Regions from separate parts of the Homo sapiens genome. Here region 2 is linked to region 1. A link is an interaction called in ENCODE POLR2A ChIA-PET data of the cell type or tissue named here. Cell type or tissue: HepG2. All regions are shown on one strand. Links, peaks and the distances in the headings refer to the core of each region. The heading gives the core; the rest is flanking DNA. Region 1 has its middle 18 kb from the start of TMEM230. Region 2 overlaps CDS2 (CDP-diacylglycerol synthase 2).

Region 1 (4,391 bases), core at 147-4,146:
CTTATTTGCAACAACTCTTATGCCTCCTGTTAGTCATTTCCAAGGCTAAAAACCCTCTCCAGTTGCTTCAGCTGTTCTGCATATGATGGAAATTTCAGATCCGTTGCCACTCTGGTGGGTCTCTTGGTTGAGCTTCACGTGGTCATACCAGAGGCACTTCTGTTCTGCCAGGAATTGTGAGGTGCTGGAGGTACAACAGGAAAATATAGGACTGGGGTAATGAGGAGCACAGGTTGCAAACTAGCAGCCACATGTTGGCCTGCGTTTGAGGATTTATTTTTTGAATTGTTCCATTTTATTTTCTGACCACCTATCCCCAAGTTCTTTTCGTTTCTAAAAAGGGAAATGTTCACATGATCTTGATTTGGGACTTGAAAAATCAGGTAGTCCTTCATTGCAGAGAGGCTCCAGCCAACTAAAGTAAGGTAGTACAAGTTTTAGCTGAGTAGCATTCTCCAGTTCACTAAAGTTTCCACCACTCTTTTATATCCAGCATGCTAATTTTCCTCACTAAGGGCAAAGACTGTGTTTTAAACCCTCCCACAAAGCCTAGCACAGTGCTTGTGGGCACTTAGGTTTATCAAATGAAGAGCTGGAATCGTGTGCATTTCCATCCCAGGACACCATGTTCCTTTGAGGTATGGATAGGTAGGCAAGTACCTACCTACATTTACGTCAGACTCCTAAATGGCCTTCCACCAGCTGCCTAGCAGGCCAGCTGCTCTTCACACAGTTGGTGCTGCCTGGTCAGTCATGCCTCTGCCTGGCACCCTCTGCCCAGGCCAAGGAGCCCAGTTCATGACCTACCTGTACCAGCTGGCACAGGAGAACCTCCTGCCACTGGTGTATGGTAAGGGAACCTGGTAGAAGGACAGTAACAGCACTGGCTTTCTGCTTACCTTTGAAGGGTCCTATACCAATCAATGCACCTTAGTTGCCTTGATTTTTCATTAAGTTCCTATCCTGAGGCTTCTCTCCTAGATTCAGTCCCATAGGCTCCTGGCCTCACAGGTATGTAGTTCAGTGATGGGGCCTCAGTTTCCTTCTAAAGTGGGGATAGAACAATTCCTACCTCACAAGGTGATTGTGAGGATTAAATAAAAACAGTTCCAGATGGTGGTTCACACAGCCTGGCACAAAGTAAGCTGCTGTTTGAGAAAGTAAAGAGGATCACTGCTTTGGCTTCAGGGAGCAGAGCCTGGGATGAGGCAGAGGTGGAGGGAAGAGAGACCATCTGTTACCCTGTTGCCATCTTGAACCTGCTGTTCCATGGCAGAACCACCCCAGAGCCAGCGGCAGGAGCGAGGGTTGATTGCCAGCCCAGGCAGGGCTCCTCTCCCTGACAGCTGCTGACGGAGGGTGTGAGGAGGTCTCAGGCCCCTGGCCCTTTACCAGCATGTGGCTGGGCCTGGAAGGCTGTGTGCTCCAATCCTCTGGAAAAAGTGAAAGGCCCTGCAGGGAAGTCCTTGAAGACAAGAGGTTTTAGATCTGGAGCATCATCAGATCGCCTCTCATGGAGCTTGTTTTTCCTCTATTTTTTCACCTCCCCTCAGTCTTGCTCCTTGCTATGCAAATGCAGTCTGGTCTGTGGACCGGCAGCATCAACATCACTTGGGAAATTTGAAATGCAGAATCTTGGGCTCCTCTCCTAAATCGGTATCTGCATTGTAGCAAGAGCCCTGTATGTCAAGAACCCTACCTGTTAGTTGCATGTCAGTGTCTGAGAAGCGCTGACTGATGGGGGCCCAGTTTCCCTCCTAGTCCATCTCCTCACCTTGAGACTGGACCTCCTCAGGCAGTGCCAATGGGTGGCCCTGGGTGTGGGGGCACTTAGAGGGTATAGTCTGTCCTCTTTGATCCACTATTATTCTCTAGCTAAGACAGTAACTCCCAAAGTCTGCAGAAGCTTCATAGAAATGGCAGAGAAACAATGCAGGAAGACTTTGTGAAGATCATTTTTTGTGATCAGTGAGAAATCGAGACAGGAGTCCCAAAGATGAGGAAGGTCGGTGGCAGGAGTGGAACATGCTTCGGTTCCCTGAAGGCTCAGGGAAGGGGACGATGTGTAATTTATGACCCAGTGAGAGGCAGGATAGGTTTTCTTTCGATTTCTGTGGGAGGCAGGCCTGGTGCCTCAGGAGTTTACTCCGAACACTGGAGGTGCTGGCTTGCCTCCATCCGTGGGTCTCTAATGCCTCCGTTCTTTCATTCCTCTCACTAACACAAGAAGAGCCAACTAGAAAATGCTCCAACCTGAGGGTTAAAGTTTCTTGGCTAAGATGCTAATCCTTCCAGAGGGTTTTCTCTAGAATTAATGTCTACAGAGTTTGCCCTGAGACCACCATCCACCGCGCTGCTTTTGCCCCACAGCTGAACTAATGGCAGCAGCAAAATCACCAGCACATCCTGGGAGGGTCTGTGGCCTGGTAGAGTTGAAGAAAAGCAGTGCCCCTTTGCCCGTAGTTGTGAGGAGATGACTTACATTAGGAAATAGGAGGTGACCATGAGGAACCTGGGCAGTAAGACCAGCTGTCCCTGTAGCTGTGATCAGAAAAGTGTAAGCCTTAGCTTACTGATGGCACTGGGCATGGTGGCGAGCAACTGTAGTCCTAACTACTTAGGAGGCCAAGGTGGGAGGATCCCTTGAGGCCAAGAGTTCGAGACCAGCCTGGGCAGCAGATGTACAAATTTTTTTTTTTTTTTTTTTTTTTTGAGATGGAGTCTAGCTCTGTCCCAGGCTGGAGTGCCGTGGCGGGATCTCAGCTCACTGCAACCTCTGCCTCACATGTTCAAGCTATTCTCCTACCTCAGCCTTCTGAGTAGTTGGGATTACAGGCACGTGCCACCACGCCTGACTAATTTTTGTATTTTTAGTAGAGATGGGGTTTTACCATGTTGTCCAGGCTGGTCTCAAACTGCTGACCTCGTGATCCTCCCGCCTCAGCCTCCCAAAGTACTGGGATTACAGGCGTGAGCCACCATGCCTGGCCAAAAATTTTTTTTTAAAAATTAGCCAGGTGTGGTGGTGTGTGTCTGTAATCCTGGCTACTCAGGAAGCTGAGATGGGATCAGTTGAGCCCAGGGTTTGAAGCTACAGTGACCTGTGATGGTCCACTGGACTCCAGCCTGGGCAACAGAGTGAGACCTTGTCACTTAAAAAGGCCAGGTACGGTGGCTCACGCCTGTAATCCCAGCACTTTGGGAGGCCGAGGCAGGCGGATCATGAGGTCAAAAGTTCGAGACCAGCCTGAGCACCATGGTGAAACGCCGTCTCAACTAAAAATACAAAAATTAGCCAGGTATGGTGGCACGTGCCTGTAATCCCAGCTACTCAGGAGGCTGAGGCAGGAGAATCGCTTGAACCCGGGAGGCAGAGGTTGCAGTGAGCCAAGCCAAGATTGTGCCACTGCACTCCAGCCTGGGCGACAGAGCGAGACTCCATCTCACAAAGGAAAAAGGGGAAAAAAAAAGCTCACTGATCGGATTTGTTGATCGCTCCAAGTTTCCCCTGTTTTGGGATATCAGAGTTATTTCTAAGTATTTTACATTTTATATAGCTTTGATAAATGGGACCTTTTAGGCTGGGTGCAGTGTCACATGCCTGTAATCCCAGCACTTTGGGAGGCCAAGGCAGTCACATCACTTGAAGCCAGGAGCTGAAGACCAGCCTGGCCAACATGGCAAACCCTGTGTCTCTACTAAAAATACAAAAATCAGCCAGGCATGGTGGTGTACTCCTGTAATCCCAGCTAGTCGGGTGGCTGAGGCATGAGAATCACTTGAACCCGGGAGGTGGAGGTTGCAGTGAGCCGAGATGGTGCCACTGCACTCCAGCCTGGGCGACAGAGCAAGACTCCATCTCTAAATAAATAAATAAATCAGGCGCAGTGGCTCATGCCTGTAACCCCAGCACGTTGGGAGGCTGAGGCAGGCAGATTGCGTGAGCCCAGGAGTTCAAGACCAGCCTGGGCAACATGGCAAAACCCCATCTCTACAAAAAAATTAGCCAGGTATGGTGGCATGTGCCTGTAGTCCCAGTTACTCAGGAGGCTGAGATGGGAGGATAGCTTGAGCCCAGGAGGTGGAGGTTGCAGTGAGCCAAAATTGCACCACTGCACTCCAGCCTGGGCGACATAGACCCTCTCTCTACAAAATAACAAAATTAAAATAAAATAGGAAATAAAATGGAGGTTTTCTTATTCTTTTTTTTCTTTGAATAGTTCTTCGTTAATGTATAGAAACACTACTGATTTTTATATGTTAACGTTTGTATCCTACAACTTTATTTAGTTCTAACAGGTTTTTGGTGGTGTCTTTAGGGTTTTCTATATATAAGATCAGCCATCTGTAAATAGAGACAGTTTTACTTCTTCATTTCCAATTTGGAGGCC
Region 2 (4,391 bases), core at 209-4,208, 57 kb before region 1:
ACATCTCTACTAAAAATGCAAAAATTAAATGAGTGTAGTGGCACGCACCCGTAGTCCCAGCTACTCGGGAGGTTGAGGTGGGAGGATCTCTTGAGCCCGGGAGGTGGAAGCTGCAGTGAGCCAAGATCACACTACTGCAGTCCCACCTGGGTGACAGACTAAGACCTTGTCTCATAAAACAAACAAACAAACAAACAAAAAGACATCTGTCCTTTGTGCCAACTGGACAGCACACTGGAATGCTCCTTCAGACACTGGCACTTCAAAAGGCTACATCCTATTAAGAAAAACCAGTTTTATTCTTCTAACATCACTACCACCTGAAATGACTGCACATTTGTCTATCTCCTCCATTTGGACGAATGCTCAGAGTGGAAGAGACTTTGTTTATTCACTGCTATATCCCCATGGCCTACAACACAGCCTGGGACACACTTGCCCTGACAGTGTTTCCAAGCTGCCTCTCTCCCAGAGAGGCAGAGAACTACCAAGGGTGGTGAACCCAGAAGGTCAAGGCTCTTAGAATGAAAGCCTCGGCTGTGAACTACCACAGCCAGTGAACACTTCACAGCCCAAGAGAGCCTCCAGGCTCGGCAACTGGGGAAAAAGTTTCCAGGTATGGGCTATGGGACTTCTACTCCCAGAGGTGCTGGCTGGGAACAACAATCTCACAATCAGACAAGCTTGCAGATGACAGGACAGCTTAGCACTCAGGCCCTCCACATAGGTATTCTGGAGCCTAAGGGAGACATGAGGTGGGAACGGGGTGGAAAGAAATCTCTCTATAGGAAAAGCCTACAGGCAAGGAAGGAACTGCAGGTCAGCACAGTGAATGAAGGTGGGAAGCTGTGCACAGTCATCATTTGTCATACCTGCATGCCACCTGAAGAGCTTCATCCTATTAGGGGGAGGCCAAAGACAAATATCATGAAAGTTTCCAAGCCACAAACCTCCAAAGCAAAAGCAAATGTCTCTGACTCAGTCACAAAAACACAAACCAAAAACATTCTCAGTACTTAAGAATGGTAAGATCAGGAACTCACTAAAGCTACATTAATAATGAATATCAATCTTGTAAACACATTAAGGGAGAGTGATAAACAAGACATAAAACAAAAAGGGCTGCAACTGTCTTTCCAAAGCAAGTCATTCCTCATCTCAGGAAGAAGAGTAGCTCAAATGCATGGGAAAAAGCAAACAGTACAAGCTATACGATCTTGGGAGAAATCTGACCACTGGGCCTTAGCTTTTTCATCCATAAAAAGGAATTCCTAAGAGTTATTGGGAAAATAAAACAAGGTTGTGTTGTTTAAACTATAGGTTGAGACCTACCGGGTCTTGAAATCAATTCAGTGGGTCACAACTAGCAAAATATAAAATAAGATATGGAGCCAGAAGTCAGGCTAGTGGCTCCCCTGAGGGGAGCAGTGATTAGGAGACATCAGGAGAGACGCTTCCCTGGGACTGGTGCCATTTTGCTTTATCTTGATTGCAGAGATGTGCTTACTTTATGAAAAGTCATTGTAAAAATATGATATGTACGCACTCTATACATATGTTATACTTTAATAAAAAGTGTACATAAAAAGTATAAGATAGACTCAAACAGAAAAGAAAACTTCCGAATATATCACAAACAGTAAGTACTGCTTCCTGAAACTTTTGTTTCCAAGTGATCTGTGCATGCAAGGTGGTATTGGGACACACTGTAAGTTGTATTTACTCCTGTGGATCAAAGTTCAAAACTAGCCCCAAAGGCCCCAAGACAATCCAGACAAAATATTGTAAACTAAACTACACAAAAGCCGGCTATTATTGTGGGACAAAACAGGAGGGACAGGAGATATAGTATTGCTGACCTTTTACAGATGAGAACCTAAAACACAAAGCAACAATGCCCGTGTGGTACAAATGCATACTAAATGGCATGCTTTTCCAGTTACTCCACTTATATTTTGAGACTTACCCACACCAAGCTGTCCTCATTTAAAAGGCTTCCTCTTTTCCTCCATAATCCTCAAGAGGAGGAAGAAAACCAATCAATAAAGCAAAGTTTCTGCCTAGAGACTAATTCATGTGTGTGTGCGTGTGTGTGAGAGACAGAGTCTCACTTTGTCACCCGGGCTGGAGTGCAATGGCGCAATCTTGGCTCACTGCAACCTCCGCCTCCCGAGTTCATGCAATTCTCCTGCCTCAGCCTCCCGAGTAGCTGGGATTACAGGTGTGTGCCACCATGCCTGGCTAATTTTTTGTATTTTTAGTAGAGACAGGGTTTCACCATGTTGGCCAGGCTGGTCTCGAACTCCTGATCTCAAGTGATCCACTCGCCTTGGCCCCACAAAGTGCTGGAATTACAGGCGTGAGCCACCGTACCTGGCCTGCCTGGAGACTAATTCTTATGCCAGTTCAAAGAGTATCCAAACTAAAGATGAAACGAAAGTACACCAAGATAAACAGGAAATGCTGTCTTTGAAACAAAAACCATAGGACACTAGCAATTAAAAGGCTGCAATCTTGGCCAAAAAAAGAAATCCTTAAAGTTATCAAACAAAAGGGTGGGATTCTTTAGAGATGAAAGCTTAAGAGGAATGAGTTGCAGTTCAGTGCTCTCATCACTCCCCTACTCCTAGTTAGTTTATCAGCACCAGGAAAAAAAGAAAAAAAAACTTGAACAAAAATATACTTGTATCAATGTCACCAACGATGCGTATTTTAAAAGATCATTGCCTGTTTTTGTTTTTTTGTTTTTTTTTTTTTTAAAAAGCCATGGAGTCAGACCAGGCGCAGTGGCTCACGCCTATAATCCCAGCACTTTGGGAGGCTGAGGCAGGCGGATCTTCTGAGGTCGGGAGTTCAAGACTGGCCTGACCAACATGGAGAAACCCTGTCTCTATTAAAAATACAAAATTAGCGGGGCATGGTGGCACATACCTGTAATCCCAGCTACTCAGAAGGCTGAGGCAGGAGAATTGCTTGAACCTGGGAGGCAGAGGTTGTGGCGAGCCAAGATCACACCATTGCACTCCAGCCTGAGCAACAAGAGCGAAACTCCGTCTCAAAAAAAAAAAAAAAAAAAAAAAAAAAAAAAGACATGGAGTCTAGGCCAGGCATGGTGGCTCATGCCTAAAATCCCAGCACTTTGGGAGGTGCAGACAGAAGGACTGCTTGAGGCAGGAGTTCGAGACCAACCTGAGCAACACAGCAAGACCCCACCTCTACAAAAATTTTATTTATTTTTTTTTTAAGAGATGGGATCCTGCTATCTTACCAAGCTGGACTCGAACTCTTGGGCTTAAGCAATCCTCCCACTTCAGCCTCCCAAGTAGCTGAGACTACAGGTACATACCACCTTGCCCACTGATCACTGCATTTTAAATCTTAGTTTTAACTTTGAATTAAATGTAGTAAATGAAGTAAATGTAATTTAGTACATCTTAGTAAACATTAATTTTTATCTACTAACTTACACAGGAATGGTAATTTATGTTGTGCGTTTAATTTGTATCAAATTTGATTTTTACTTGATATTCTCTAATGTGTCCAAACTTGGTACACTTGCATCAGTTTTACTTTTTCAGTTTTATAAATTCTAAGTACTTTTTAATGAAATATTGGGACTGATACTAAGTATATCATATGTCAATGTAGCATTAACACTGTCAACTTAAGGTGGCATTTCAACACTAAAAATAAACACTAACATGGCAATATTTTATTTTGCTGCACAACAAATTCCTCCCGAAACCAGAGGCCTGGTTCTCACTGCCCAGGCAGTTGCTAATCTTCACAGCTGATTTAGTACCAACTCAACCTCCTGACAACCATACGTGCTAGGAACAGCCAGGTCTGACCAGCAAGGAGTTCTTGACCAAGTCAGAAGGTGGCTCCGCATGTGATCTCTGGCTACTTTGTTCCCCTGATAGTTTTGCCCTTCTGCCAGGAACCCTATGATGAATCAGCATGCCTTTACTGAATCACGTGGGAGCTACAGAAATCGAAGACAAAGAACCTGACTCCAGAGACCATCTGCTGAGGAGACAGCACCTAATGAGGGTTTGGACAGTCAATTTCCAAAGAAGCCTAGAGAGGAGACAGAGATGAGGAAATGGGGTGGGAGCGTCAGGAATGCTCCACAGCAGAGGCTGGGGCTGGGGCTGAGTTGGGCCTCGGGATGAGGGCACTGTGCCACACAGGCCTGCACTGCTCCAGGGTGCCCTTGCTTTCGGCCTGCAGGCCCCATGGAACCCAGTGGCCCCTGTCACCTCCCCTTCTCTCCGAGACTGGGTACAAAGTAAGGCAAGGGCTGCCCCACTCCTCATGGCCCTGCTGGCTGACCCTGAGAAACTTGCAAGTCTTCCCTGTGTTAGGGGCTCTTTGGCCAACCCGTGGGA

What was found. Peaks named below come from ENCODE experiments on the same cell type or tissue, not always from the same donor. Only the 100,000 strongest peaks of a DNase experiment are listed, where the experiment ranks them.
Region 2: POLR2A ChIA-PET joins it to region 1 with 5 read pairs; 3 of 35 experiments call an interaction of 5 or more read pairs at or near these places.

The regions. Positions count from the first base shown.
Region 1 is chr20:5,093,026-5,097,416 of GRCh38, reverse strand. It overlaps a transcript of TMEM230 not described here. Among named protein-coding and RNA genes, the nearest start is that of TMEM230, 18 kb to the left of the region's middle. In HepG2, for the core only: no CTCF peak of the experiment used is centred there; no DNase peak of the experiment used is centred there.
Region 2 is chr20:5,150,448-5,154,838 of GRCh38, reverse strand. The region is part of intron 1 of CDS2 (CDP-diacylglycerol synthase 2); the gene reads right to left. Among named protein-coding and RNA genes, the nearest start is that of CDS2, 26 kb to the right of the region's middle. In HepG2, for the core only: no CTCF peak of the experiment used is centred there; DNase peaks (open chromatin) are centred at 838, 1,758, 2,422 and 3,988; H3K4me3 peaks cover 1,082 bases.